Regions from separate parts of the Homo sapiens genome. Here region 1 is linked to region 2. Evidence: chromatin contacts called from ENCODE Hi-C or POLR2A ChIA-PET data. All regions are on one chromosome and are shown on one strand. Each heading gives the region's core, a stretch centred on a gene start or an enhancer-like site at or near the end of the contact. The rest is flanking DNA. Distances are from core to core; before and after follow the strand shown. Region 1 overlaps DESI1 (desumoylating isopeptidase 1). Region 2 overlaps ACO2 (aconitase 2).

Region 1 (6,291 bases), core at 83-2,582, 71 kb after region 2:
CCCACTAGTGACTTTGGGCAGGTCCGTCCCACTCTGTGAGGTGGTTGTTCATTTACAAATGGGGTCAACACCCTCCTAAAGGCTGTGTAGTTAAGAAGCCTAGGGGCAGCAGGGGAGGTGTGCTGTGTGCTGAGGTTGGGGGAGACTGTGGAATTCTTTTTTTTTTTTAGATCTGTTGCCCAGGCTGGAGTGCAGTGGCACCATCTCACAATCTTGGCTCAATCCAACCTCTCCCTCGTGGGTTCAAGTGATTCTCCTGCCTCAGCCTCCCAAGTAGCTGGGATTACAGGTGCATACCACCACACCCAGCTGATTTTTGTATTTTTAGTAGAGATGGGGTTTCACCATGTTGGCCAGGCTGGTCTTGAACTCTTGACCTCAGGTGATCCACCTGCCTCGGCCTCCCAAAGTGCTGGGATTACAGGCGTGAGCCACCTCGCCTAGCCTGTTTTTTTGTTTTGTTTTGTTTTTTAACTTTCAAAATGCCTGCAGTGCTTACATTGTCTTCATAATAAGCAAGTCCATTGAGTCTAAACAAGCTGAAGGGCGCATGCTCAGATGGCTTTGTAGGAGGAGGTGGAGGCTGTTGCTGGGTTGGCTCAGGCCCTCTGGGGCTCTCTCAGACAAAGTCAATGGGGACAGATATGGCCCAGGCCACAACACTGTTCCACCTGGGGGTGTGGAACAGGAGCGGCAGCCTGACAGCTGGGGTCAGTGGGCTCTGCAGGTCAGAGCTCAGCCCAGAACTGTGAGAACTTGGGCAAGTCTCTCTCCTGACCTTGCAAGCCAGGGGTGGGGAGCGGAGTCATACTGGGAGGGACTTAGAAAGGATCCAAGGCCTTTGTCATGGTCTCAAAATCTGGGGCTCACCCCATGCCAGGCCCTGCCCTGGGAGGTACTGGGCTGGTGGGAGTGCGTTGGAGGTACCCATGGGAGCAAGGAGTCAGCTCTGGGTGGGGACAGGTCAGAGGACATGCTGGAACTGGGCCTTTAGCACTGAACAAGGGGTGGGGAAAGGGGATCCAGGTGGAGCAAAGGGTGAACCGAGGCTTGGAGGTGTGAAACCACCAGAAGTGACAGGGACTGGGACTGGCACTTGCAGCAGGGTGTGGGGTAGGACCAGGGTGTTCAAGGACAAGATTGAGAAGGGCCTTGATAAATGAGGACAAGGAGCTTGGCTCTTACCCCATGGGCTCGTAGGGGTCCACACGGGCTGAGGGGAGCTGGACGAGCTTACTGAGGTGGCCGAGGGTACCCAAGACCAGCCTGGCATTGGGCGTTGGGCAGTAGGCTGGGCCTGGTGTGCAGGGCCACAGCGCCACCTGGTATCCATCACTCTCACTGCAGCGTGACCTTGCCTGGCTCTCCAACCTGGGAACCAGTGGGGCAGCCTCGTCCCAGACACACTCTGCCTCTTTCAAGAGCAGCCAGGCCCTGTGGTCAAGGGCTCACATTCAGTGGTGTGCCAGGCCCCCACTAGGCTCCTTGCGTGCCCTCTCAGCTACAGCCTGTCTGGGCATGAGGAGCCACAGACCCAACCTAGAGCCAAGTTGAAAGTAGAAGTGAACACTTTTCGGTGAGGTCAGACACTCCTGATAGCTAGAGGAAGACTACAGAATTTGAAGTTATCAGACAAAGCATTGAGCTGCACCAGCTGCAAGGTGACCTTGGGCAAGTGATATTCTCTCTGGGCCCTTCCCCCATCTTTATAAACCAGTGGTGAAATTCAGACATCCTTCCCTGTTATCACTTCTTATCTACAGGCTCACAACCATGCAAAGGAGACACATCCAGACCCCGCAGACTTAAGCTCCAAGGGACCCAAAAGCCTGGGGTCGCTTCATGTTGGATGCATGTGCAGACCTGATTCAGGCACCACACAAATGCAGCAGGCAGAAATGAGTTTATTGCATTAGAAAAAACACCGAAGAAAACCAGCAAACACCTCCGTACTAGACAGTTATTAGTTTGACTCAAGGGCATAAAGAAAACTCAGATACTAGATTTACTTCTGGGAGGGGGTGATGGTCTCATCCCTCCTCCTTCCCTATCCCTTTAAACCAATGGACCTCTAGAGGTGTCCACTGTGCAATACAAGTACGTGACTCATTTCCCACTGTGCTTGCCTGTTCACATCCAGGCGGAGTTAGCCGGCCACAATGAGAATGCTCCTGAGGTGCTGGGACAGACAGAAATATGAGGATGGGGGTAGGCAGTTGAAGCCTGAGCCTGAGTTTACAGTTAGTGACAGTGGGGCTCCCATTGGGAGGGAGAGCTTGCCTTCCCATGGAGCTCTGGGAAAACTGCTCAGTGATCCCTCGCTCTCTCCCCACAAACCCTAGGGCACAGGCAATGGCACAAATGGCTGCTAGTATAAAGGGGGGTGCTGTTCAAGGAAATGAGTGACTCAAATTCTCTCAGGGGAGCTGCTCCTGGGCCTAAGGGTGCCTGCTGGAAGAAGCAAACCAGCTGAAACTGGATCTGGAAGAGGAGAAAGGAAAAAAAGGAGCTGTGATGCCCAGAACCCCCTGGATGGAGGGGAGACCCCAGGCAGAGGGGTCTGGAGCAGGACCCTGGAAGACAGAGCCGGGCCAGGCAAGCTGGAAAAGGGAACAACACTGGTGGGAAACAGAGCACTGGCCAAGACCAACCTGCTACCCTCCCAGAAGAAACCCAGCCTCAGAAATTCTTTCTCTTTGGGCCCAATTCTGCTAGTAGATCACGATTATACAACAGTCCCTGCTAGTTTCTGCTCTAATCTATTATTTCCATGCACACTGGCAAATCAGTGGGTCTTGAGAAGAATTAAACTTTCAATCATTTGGCCTCTACAAGTTCCCAAATGTCACTTGACATCCCAGCTGGTCATGCCCCTGGTCAGGTCGCAGGCAAACACTAAGGCAGAATGACAGCTCCTCTAGCTGAGACTCTGATGATGCCAAACTGTGATGGCTGATGGCAAAGATAGCAGCAGATGGGGCCAGAAATGAGCAGCAGCTTTTTGGAGAGGAAAGGCCTGTGCTGCAGGCCAGACTTCCAGGAAGAAGCAACATAATTCAAGTCCGTGAAGTGGCAAGAAGTTGTGGCAGAAGGGGCCCAAGGATGTCAGACCTGAGACTCGGGTACCTGGCAGCTCTGAGTCCCTTCTTCATGCTCACTTTCCCAAAATCTAACTAATGGAGGTTCATGTGAAGAGAGGGAATCTGAAAGTCTCTCTGGATTAGAGACTCCCAGACTGTTCCCTGCCTATAACCTCCTAGCAGCAAGTCATTAGGAAAATGCCCACTCATGCCCCAACCTGCCTTTCTAAAGTCAGAATGACAATGGAAATAACGTGTGCCTTCAAAACACATTTAGGATAAGGGAAAGTCCCTATCAGAAACGATTCTAAATTTTCTTGCCACCTTGATTCCACTTCATTATTTTATTTTTTTGAGATGGAGTCTCACTCTGTCGCCCAGGCTGGAGTGCACTGGTACGATCTCGGCTCATCGCAATCTCTGCCTCCCGGGTTCAAGCGATTCTCCTGCCTCAGCCTCCCGAGTAGCTGGGACTACAGGCATGCGCCACCATGCCCGGCTAATTTTGTATTTTTAGTAGAGACGGGGTTTCACCATGTTGGCCAGGCTGGTCTTGAAGTCCTGACCTCAAGTGATCTGCCTGCCTCGGCCTCCCAAAGTGCTGGGATTACAGGCGTGAGCCACCGCGCCAGGCCTCACATCATTATTCTTTCCATATCAAAGGTATTTTCTGGCCAGGCAGCGGTGGCTCACGCCTGTAATCCCAGCACTTTGGGAGGCCAAGGGAGGTGGATCACCCGAGGTCAGGAGTTCCAGACCAGCCTGGCCAACATGGCAAAACCCTGTCTCTACTGAAAATACAAAAATTAGCCTGGCGTGGTGGCACGCACCTGTAATCCCAGCTACTCAGGAGGCTGAGGCAGGAGAACCACTTGAACCCGGGAGGCAGAGGTTTCTGTGAGCCGAGATCATGCCACTGCACACCAGCCTGGGTGGTAGAGCGAGACTCCGTCTCAAAAAATAATAATAATTAAAATAAAGGTATTTTCTTAGAGTAGGGAATCCCATCCCTTGGTCCCCAGCTAAATACTGCGTACTGGCCTGGATGGTGGTTACAGAGACTGCAAATAACCTACATCATTACTTGCAGAAAAAAGGCCTTGGCTTCTACTGCTCCAGCCCAGACCTCATCCACTATGACAAGTCAGCTATGCTGAGGAAAGGCAGCCTCGGGGGCACAAAGGCAGGTTTCCCAAAATTGATGGCAGAAGATTGGCAATCCATCTAGGTGGAAGGAGGAATGGCTTTATCCTGTTTTCTCCGGCCTGATACTTGCTGTTACTCCCTTGATCCGGAGGCAATGGCTGCTCCAGCACTGGCCTTGCTTGGGGTAAGGGAGGGAAGGTGAGGGTTGTGGCTAAAGAGTTCACTTAGGTTAGGTTAGTCATCCTGAAACCGGTCCCATGTACACCAAATCCTTTGGTTCATTTAACACTAGAGTAACTTTCTGGGTCACGGATGTTCTAAAACTCACCTGGGTCCCACAGGTGTTGGCAACTTGGGTAGAGCGTGAGTGTTCTCTGGAAAGAGTTCTAGGTTGGGGCTCCCGCAAACTGTGACTCGCTTTCTGTTTAAACAAAGCCCCTCCCTTTCTCCAGTGTGGAGGACGCTTAGGAAACAGCATCCGAAGTGAACGCACAGACAAGACAGCCTTAATAAATTAGTATAATACTATTAGAAGGGGTGGCATTTTGTTCTGTTTCTTAGCAGCATTGTCTACATGCGGCCTGACGGTCTCCTTCCCTGGGAAATTTAAAAAGCCGTCCCCTGGTTGTTAGCTCTGATGTAAAATTATAAAATAGAAATCTGGTAGGGTTTGTTTTGTTTAAAAAGGAAAAGCCCTGGTGAGGCAGGGCGGTCCCAGGCAGTCCTGTTAGCTCTGGCCGTTGGGTCTGCCCACGGAGCTCCCTCCTGGAGGCTGGATCTGAATGGAGTCCAGGAGGGGCCGAAGTGCCTGTCCAAAGGGCCTGCAAGGAAACAGAGACATGAGAGGGGTGGGCTCTGGGATGTGGCCTGCTGTCACACACCCTGTGCTGCCCACGGGTAGGGAGGAGGAGTGGGCGCTGGTGGCAGCAGAAGCAGCACCAGCAGAGAAGGAAAGAGCACCTCGTCACCTCACTTAAGTTTCCCACCTGCCTCACACACCAGTGTTCTTGGAGGGCATCTCCGAAATAGCCTGCTCTGTATTTTTATTCCTGGGGTTCCCTCCTCAGGGCCTCACCTCTAGAGCCTGGTTAGCTGTGGTTTGAGTAGGCTGGCTACATACAGAGAACTAGAACTTTCTGTGCTCTATGTGCTTGTGTCTTTAATTCTTGTGAGCAAGGAAAAGATCAAATTTAAGCAGGGAAACTGAGGCAAAAGAAGAAGGATATGAAAAAGAAGACAAAGGGGTGAGGACAGCAAACAACTGGATTTTTTTCAGGAACAGAGGTCTGCCAGGGAGTACAGGGAATATTCTGGAAAAATGACAAATGCTAGGTTGCCAGTATTAATGCCTTTCTTTCACCCCGAGACAGAGTCTACCTCTAGCCTAGAGCTGGAGTGCAATGGCGTGATCTCGGCTCACTGCAACCTCTGCCTCCCAGGTTCAAGCAATTCTCCTGCCTCAGCCTCCCAAGTAGCTGGGATTACAGGCGTGTGCCACTGCGCCTGGCTAATTTTTTATTTTCAGTAGAGATGGGGTTTCACCATGTTGGCCAGGCTGGTCTCGAACTCCTGACCTAGTGATTTGCCTGCCTCGGCCTCCCAAAGTGCTGGGATTACAGGCATAAGCCACTGGGCCCAGCCATTAATGCCTTTCTAAAGGGCTCCTAGGTTGCTCTCATAGTAACAGATGGAAAAAAAACTACAAATACTGGAGTTTGGAGATTTTCCATGATTACGACAACCATAAATAAGGTTGCCCAGAAACTTTTAAGTCACTGGCTTTTTCTTCAGTGGATACTGCCATTTTTGAAAATCATCTCCAAGTTTAAAGGAATGAAGTACTCCAAAGTATAGACAGATGAAACCTAGAAATATCAAACCTAATTCAGACAATTCCAGGAACTCCACCCATAAAATAATAACAGCAAGCACATTCTGGCTACTCCAGTTTGCTCAGGGCCCCATAACCTAGATCCCTCAGCAGAGCTGTGGGACTGCAAACTCATCGAATGATAGGAAGGCAGGGCCAGGGCTGGCGGACTGGGGCTCCTCACCAGCCTGCCAC
Region 2 (6,175 bases), core at 207-2,706:
CCATGAACCTGGAGGAAGTGAGCACAGTCAAGACGCAGGTGGGAGATGGAAGGGAGGTTTGGCTGCAGAGCAGAGAGGGTATCGCAACGCAGTCCAGCGTCCCCCTTCTCTGTGGCCCCGAACTGGGCAGAGCTAGATCTGGCCAGCCTCCGTCTGGGGCCCTCAGCCATCCAGCAGCAGCTGATCAGAGCCACCTCCAGTGGGTGTGGGCAGGTGAGTACAGCTCAGGCTGGGCTGGGACAGTGTGTGTGATTGCACAGCAGGCTCCACACCTGGCACGTCCACACAGGCTCTGGAAGCCATGGACAACTCCTGCCCCCACAGTTGGGCACCCGTGGATATGGGATGGCTTGTGTTTGGCACCGACCAAAAACAAGCCTTTTTGGTGTGGCCAGAGGCCTCCAATCTGTGTCAGATATTTATTTATGCTGCTTATTAAGGGGTCTCCAGGCACCCCTGTGACAGAAGAGACTAATCAGTCATCAGCCAGGACCCAGGCATGTCCTGGGCTCCTGTGTCCAGCATGAGGTCTGTGGCTGATCTTGCAGCTGAGGCCTGAAGGGTGAGCGAACATTGACCTGTCCCAACTTTGGGCGGCCTCTGCCCCATAAGGGAGACTGAGCAGCCAGAGGCCTTTGAGGGGATGAAGGCCTGGCCTGAGCCCATGTGGCCTTAGGGTGGAAGCACCAGGACCACAGAACACGTGTCTGAAGACTTGCCTGCCTCTCACCCCTCTGTCACCCCTCCTGGGCCCCGGGGCCTGCTGCCTGCCTCTGGAGGGCTTGTCATCCACCCCTCCAGGGCCATGCCCTGACCTCTGTCCTCTCTACTTACCACCCAAGGTCAAAGGGAAGTGTACCACTGACCACATCTCAGCTGCTGGCCCCTGGCTCAAGTTCCGTGGGCACTTGGATAACATCTCCAACAACCTGCTCATTGGTGCCATCAACATTGAAAACGGCAAGGCCAACTCCGTGCGCAATGCCGTCACTCAGGAGTTTGGCCCCGTCCCTGACACTGCCCGCTACTACAAGGTGGGTCAGAGTTGATAGGGGCAATGCCAGTGGTCACTCCTGAAGGGGCCTGCAAGGCAGGTGCAGGGAGGACATTAGGGGAGTGGAAACTGGGAAGGAGGCCGACCAAGCCCAAAGGGGACTGCTGTGGAAGGGAGGAGAGGCCTGCAGCCCCTCCCTGTGGCTGAGAAGGCATGAGGCCCAGGTCCGGTGGTACAGCCGGGTCCCTGCACCAGGAGGAGTTAGTGAGAGATATCTTAGGATATCTGGCCCTAGACAAAGACAAGGAAGGGGGCCGACTCAGGAAGTCAGAGGCCAAAAGCTCAGAGAGGGGGCTACACGGGGCCTCACAGTGAGCAGGCAGAGAGGGTCTGAGGTGATTGGACTTTTTCTGCTTTGAGAAACAAACAGAACCAGGGCTGAACCCAAGTCCTGGCCCAGCCGGGTGAAAGGACTCTGGCACCCCCTGGTGGCTGGGTGGGGCAGAGGGTGCTCCCAGGAAGGGGGCGCCTTGAGCTTCACAGATGCATCTTGTGTGGGGCCCGGAGGCCGTCCCTGTCTCACCCAACCTCCCTCCACACACACCTGCCTCTGCCAAGCACCAATGGGTGGCTTCTGTCTTCTTTGCCACTGCAAACAACCACGTGCCTCTGTCCCCTCGGGGCCTCGTTTGGGTCTCATTCACGCAGGCTTCACTTGCCCTTAGGCAGCAGGCGAGGAAGGGCCCCTCCAGCCCCTTTACCGGGAGCCTCAGGATGCCCAGGCGCCAGGTGGGTGAGGCCAGGCAGGTAGGGCCAGACAGGTGAGGACGGTGCCCTCCTCTGCCTTATAACCTTACCCCCGCTTGCCTGACAGAAACATGGCATCAGGTGGGTGGTGATCGGAGACGAGAACTACGGCGAGGGCTCGAGCCGGGAGCATGCAGCTCTGGAGCCTCGCCACCTTGGGGGCCGGGCCATCATCACCAAGAGCTTTGCCAGGATCCACGGTGAGCTGGAGTCTGTACCCAGGCCATCCTCATCCCATCCCTAGTGATCAAGGTCACTCTCCCTGCCCGTGGCTGAGTTGGGCCTGGTTCTAGGCTGTGTCCACTGCAGCCCACAGGCCCGTCAGCCTCTTGCCCCTTCTTAGGCTCACACAGTGCACATCCGACGCTCAGCTTCCCGGCTTCCCGCAGGCCCTGCTTCCAGGCTTGTAGATCTGAGCCGCTGAGATCTAGGACATGTGCCAGGGGGTTCTTTCTGATCATGAATGTGCAGCAGGAAGGCCTCGCAGACCTCAGCACCAGCGCACACTTGCTAGGGGCACCCCTAGTGAAAGGGAGCAGACCAGGGCCCCATAGTCACTGCCCGGGCATTGTCCCAGGCAGCAGGATTAGGGGCATCTCCCAGAGCCCCAGATGGGTTCAGAAAATGAAGCTCTCCAGGCTAGTCAGGCCCCCGATGACCGAATGCCGCCTGCTTTCCAGAGACCAACCTGAAGAAACAGGGCCTGCTGCCTCTGACCTTCGCTGACCCGGCTGACTACAACAAGATTCACCCTGTGGACAAGCTGACCATTCAGGGCCTGAAGGACTTCACCCCTGGCAAGGTTAGGGGCCCGGGTCCCCCTGAGGTGGTGGGGTGAGGGGCAGCCACCTTGTTTCCCCTCCTGCACTGGCCCCAGGGTAGCTTCTCCCAGGAGGCTTCATTCCAGCTGGAAAGGCCCCCAGTTCTCCAGGTGGCCCCACAGAGAAAGCAAAGTGGCTTCTCAGAGTTGGGGGTTGGAGTCAACCCGGGGCCCTCACACCTCCCCAACCTCCCTTTACTCACCAGGACCTGGCACTCAGGGGACAGCCCACCCACTGCAGGACCCTCTGGGCCCCAGGAATCCCCTGTAGGTGCCACCTGGGTCTGACCTGGGCCATCAGGCACAGACTGGCCTAGGATTTGGTTTGCCTGCTGACCTCTTAGGTCCCCAGGCAGTGCCCTGTCTCCCTGACCCCCCTGCGGGGCCAAGGGCACACAGTACCCACCACTTCCACCCACACCCACCTTCTCCTTGCAGCCCCTGAAGTGCATCATCAAGCACCCCAACGGGACCCAGGAGACCATCCTCCTGAACCACACCTTCAACGAGACGCAGATTGAGTGGTTCCGCGCTGGCAGTGCCCTCAACAGAATGAAGGAACTGCAACAGTGAGGGCAGTGCCTCCCCGCCCCGCCGCTGGCGTCAAGTTCAGCTCCACGTGTGCCATCAGTGGATCCGATCCGTCCAGCCATGGCTTCCTATTCCAAGATGGTGTGACCAGACATGCTTCCTGCTCCCCGCTTAGCCCACGGAGTGACTGTGGTTGTGGTGGGGGGGTTCTTAAAATAACTTTTTAGCCCCCGTCTTCCTATTTTGAGTTTGGTTCAGATCTTAAGCAGCTCCATGCAACTGTATTTATTTTTGATGACAAGACTCCCATCTAAAGTTTTTCTCCTGCCTGATCATTTCATTGGTGGCTGAAGGATTCTAGAGAACCTTTTGTTCTTGCAAGGAAAACAAGAATCCAAAACCAGTGACTGTTCTGTGAGTGATTGGTGTCTGTGCCGTTTGTTGTCAAGTCCAGGGTCCAGGAAGGGTCTTTTCAGTCAAGGTCAGTGGAGGCCCAACAGCCACAGCCACAGATGGATCCATCACTGCAGTGAAGGAGGAGCAGGGCCTAGATGGTGGAGGAGCGGGGCAAGCTGGTGGGCACTCCTGGCCTTGCCTCACTGTCCAGCTCGAGACACTATCTCCTTAGCATCGGCCTCAGCTGCTGTTGTCTTCACAGCCGGCCATACCACCTTCCCGCAGGCTGGTAGGGTCCACTGTCCAGCCCCAGGGCTAGTTGCTGGTCCACCAGGAGAGAAGGCCCAGGCCTGGCTCACTGATGGATCCCTGCCAGGGATAAAGAACACGCACATTTCACTGACATGCTGGCTTGAACCAACCTGGACAGGAGGTGAAGGGAGCCCAGCAGGCCCAGCACAGGCAAAGAAGAGGCGGGGCACACGGCAGCCAAGAGGCTCTGGAGAGATGTGGGAGCCACAGCAGTGCTCCCAACGGGCACGCAGCACGCAGGGCGCAGACCCTTCTCCAGGGACTCCAGGCCCTGATAGGGTCAGGGACCCTTCCTCACCCTTAGGCCTGCCCTCCAGGGCCACCTAGGTTCTAATCGTGGCAGGAAGGCTGAGCAAACACAAGGCCCATGCTCCAGACGCATCCAACAGGGAGCAGCCTTGAAAGCCACTCTTCCCCGGAGCCCTCCCTTTTATTTCACTGCTGCAATGCTGCTCCTACAGGGAGCCCTACCTTTTTTTTGTTGTTTTTTTTTTTTGAGACAGTCTCGCACTGTCACCCGGGCTGGAGTGGAGTGGCACGATCTTGGCTCACTGCAACCTCCACCTCCCGGGTTCACACCATTCTCCTGCCTCAGCCTCCCAAGTAGCTGGGACTACAGGCGCCCGCCACCACACCCGGCTAATTTTTTGTATTTTTAGTAGAGATGGGGTTTCACCGTGTTAGCCAGGATGGTCTCAATCTCCTGACCTCGTGATCCGCCCACCTTGGCCTCCCAAAGTGCTGGGATTACAGGCGTGAGCCACTGTGCCCCAGCAGCCCTACCCTTAATCTCAGGGCTTTGATCTCTCCCAAGCCCCTTCCTTGATTTCTTTCTCCCTCAAACCCCTCCCTACCCCCCAATTTTTTAAAGATAGCATTTCATTGTGTTGCCCAAGCTGTAATGCAGTGGCACAACCTTGAACTCCTGGGCTTAAGGGATACTCCCATCTCAGCCTCCCAAGTAGCTGGGACCACAGGGCACGCCACCATGCCCTGCTAATTGTTTTTTATAGAGACAACTTCTCACTTTTTTAGCCAGGCTGGTCTCAAACTCCTGGCCTCACACGATCCTCCCACTTTGGCCTCCCAAAGTGCTGGGATTATAGATGTGAGCCACTGCACTTGGCCTCAAAGCCGCTTTATCAGTGGTCTTGTCCACCGTGAGCTCTGTCCCCTTTGCAAGCTGACTCGCCCACCCCACCAGCAGCCATGTACCTTTACTGCCTCACAGCCCTGGCCTACAGAAACTCAGGCTCTCCAGGGAGAAGTGACCAGCCAAGACCCCCCAAACAGGATCCCTGACCTGCTGGGGGAGATCCCAGAGCAGAAGCCCCAGGACACAGCTTCCAGCCCTGCACTCCGGCTCTCCCGCCTCATGGGGGCTTCAGCACCATCAGAGCCACTCACCACAAGCGTGTACGGAGCCTCCTTCTTTGGCAGCTCCTCACTGGAAGTGGTGGCATCTGCTGAGCTGGGCCCTGTGGGGGACGTGTCAACAAAGCTCTCGTCCACCACCCGGAAGCGGATCTCCTCGCCGGTGTCCATGTAGAGGTCGTGTGCTCCTTCCTCCGTCTCGTACTCCCACACCCACACCTGCTCCGCTTCGTCGCTGAGGGGGTCCAGGGTCAAGGCAGCAACCAGATAGTGGGAGGGGCTTCCCTCAGCACCCACTCCCCGACCCCGCAGGAAAAACCAATCTCAGGGTGAGATCACTGTGGCTGGGAAGTCACAGGAAAAGCAGGTCCCAGCCCCATGCACAAGGCCTGGGCCAAACAGAGAGGAACAAGCGCTCTTGGAGGCCAGGACCCAGGAAGGGGAACATGGGGTCCCCAGCCAGGCACCACGGCCAGACGCACATGGATCTCAGAGCACCAGAGCAGGAGGGGACGAGACAGGGTCCGAGTCCCACCTCTCAAGACAAGAGCAACCTGGGCCTCCTGCCACGGAGCCCCACACACCCTTTTCATCAAAGCCTTGTGACAGGCTGATGGGCACCCAAGGACTTGCCGTTTTCAAGAGGACATAGTGGGATGGGAGGTCACCTGCCCACTTGGATGACAGGTGGTGAGAGAACCAGCCGGGCTGCGCCAGGTTTTCTAACACATCCTGGAGTCACATGCAGACCCAGAGCCGTGCTGCCACCCAGCCAGGGCAGTCCCCCTTGGCTCTCCATCGTCCCTGGCAGAGCCCACACAGGGGAGCCATGGGTTCTCTGGTGGCAGTCCCACTGTTGGGTCCTGCCTCTGTGCCAGGTCCCGTGCTGTGCACCGTGGGTACAGCTGTGACATGTCAGAGTCCTTCCCAGTGAGGAGCCT

What was found. Hi-C counts contacts between places; a loop is a spot of excess contacts on that map. ChIA-PET counts read pairs that join two places held with the same protein, here RNA polymerase II (POLR2A). Pooled maps may share reads with other maps.
Region 1: a loop to region 2 is called in a map of CD8-positive, alpha-beta T cell, with 8 times the contacts of the local background. The contact joins two enhancer-like sites. A Hi-C loop is called at or near these places in 9 of 168 maps with a recorded cell type or tissue (CD8-positive, alpha-beta T cell, HCT116, IMR-90 and 6 more) and 8 of 50 pooled maps. POLR2A ChIA-PET finds 5 or more read pairs at or near these places in 15 of 52 experiments (A549, AG04449, AG04450 and 10 more).

What each region holds. Positions count from the first base shown.
Region 1 is chr22:41,596,144-41,602,434 of GRCh38, forward strand. DESI1 (desumoylating isopeptidase 1) reads right to left here. Exons shown (of 6, transcript NM_015704.3): 6 at 1,885-5,047. The coding sequence ends at 4,954. Among named protein-coding and RNA genes, the nearest start is that of PMM1, 9.4 kb to the left of the region's middle. RefSeq lists an enhancer at 1,226-1,275. Within about 2 kb of position 1,333, at least 12 of the 41 ENCODE cell types and tissues checked have a DNase peak (open chromatin) inside an H3K27ac peak, as active enhancers do.
Region 2 is chr22:41,525,420-41,531,594 of GRCh38, forward strand. ACO2 (aconitase 2) reads left to right here. Exons shown (of 18, transcript NM_001098.3): 15 at 843-1,034; 16 at 1,869-2,001; 17 at 2,482-2,603; 18 at 3,060-3,555. The coding sequence ends at 3,194. It overlaps POLR3H (RNA polymerase III subunit H), which reads right to left. Exons shown (of 6, transcript NM_001018050.4): 5 at 5,268-5,469; 6 at 380-3,917. The coding sequence ends at 3,864. Among named protein-coding and RNA genes, the nearest start is that of POLR3H, 16 kb to the right of the region's middle. RefSeq lists a silencer at 868-1,082. Within about 2 kb of position 1,457, at least 19 of the 41 ENCODE cell types and tissues checked have a DNase peak (open chromatin) inside an H3K27ac peak, as active enhancers do.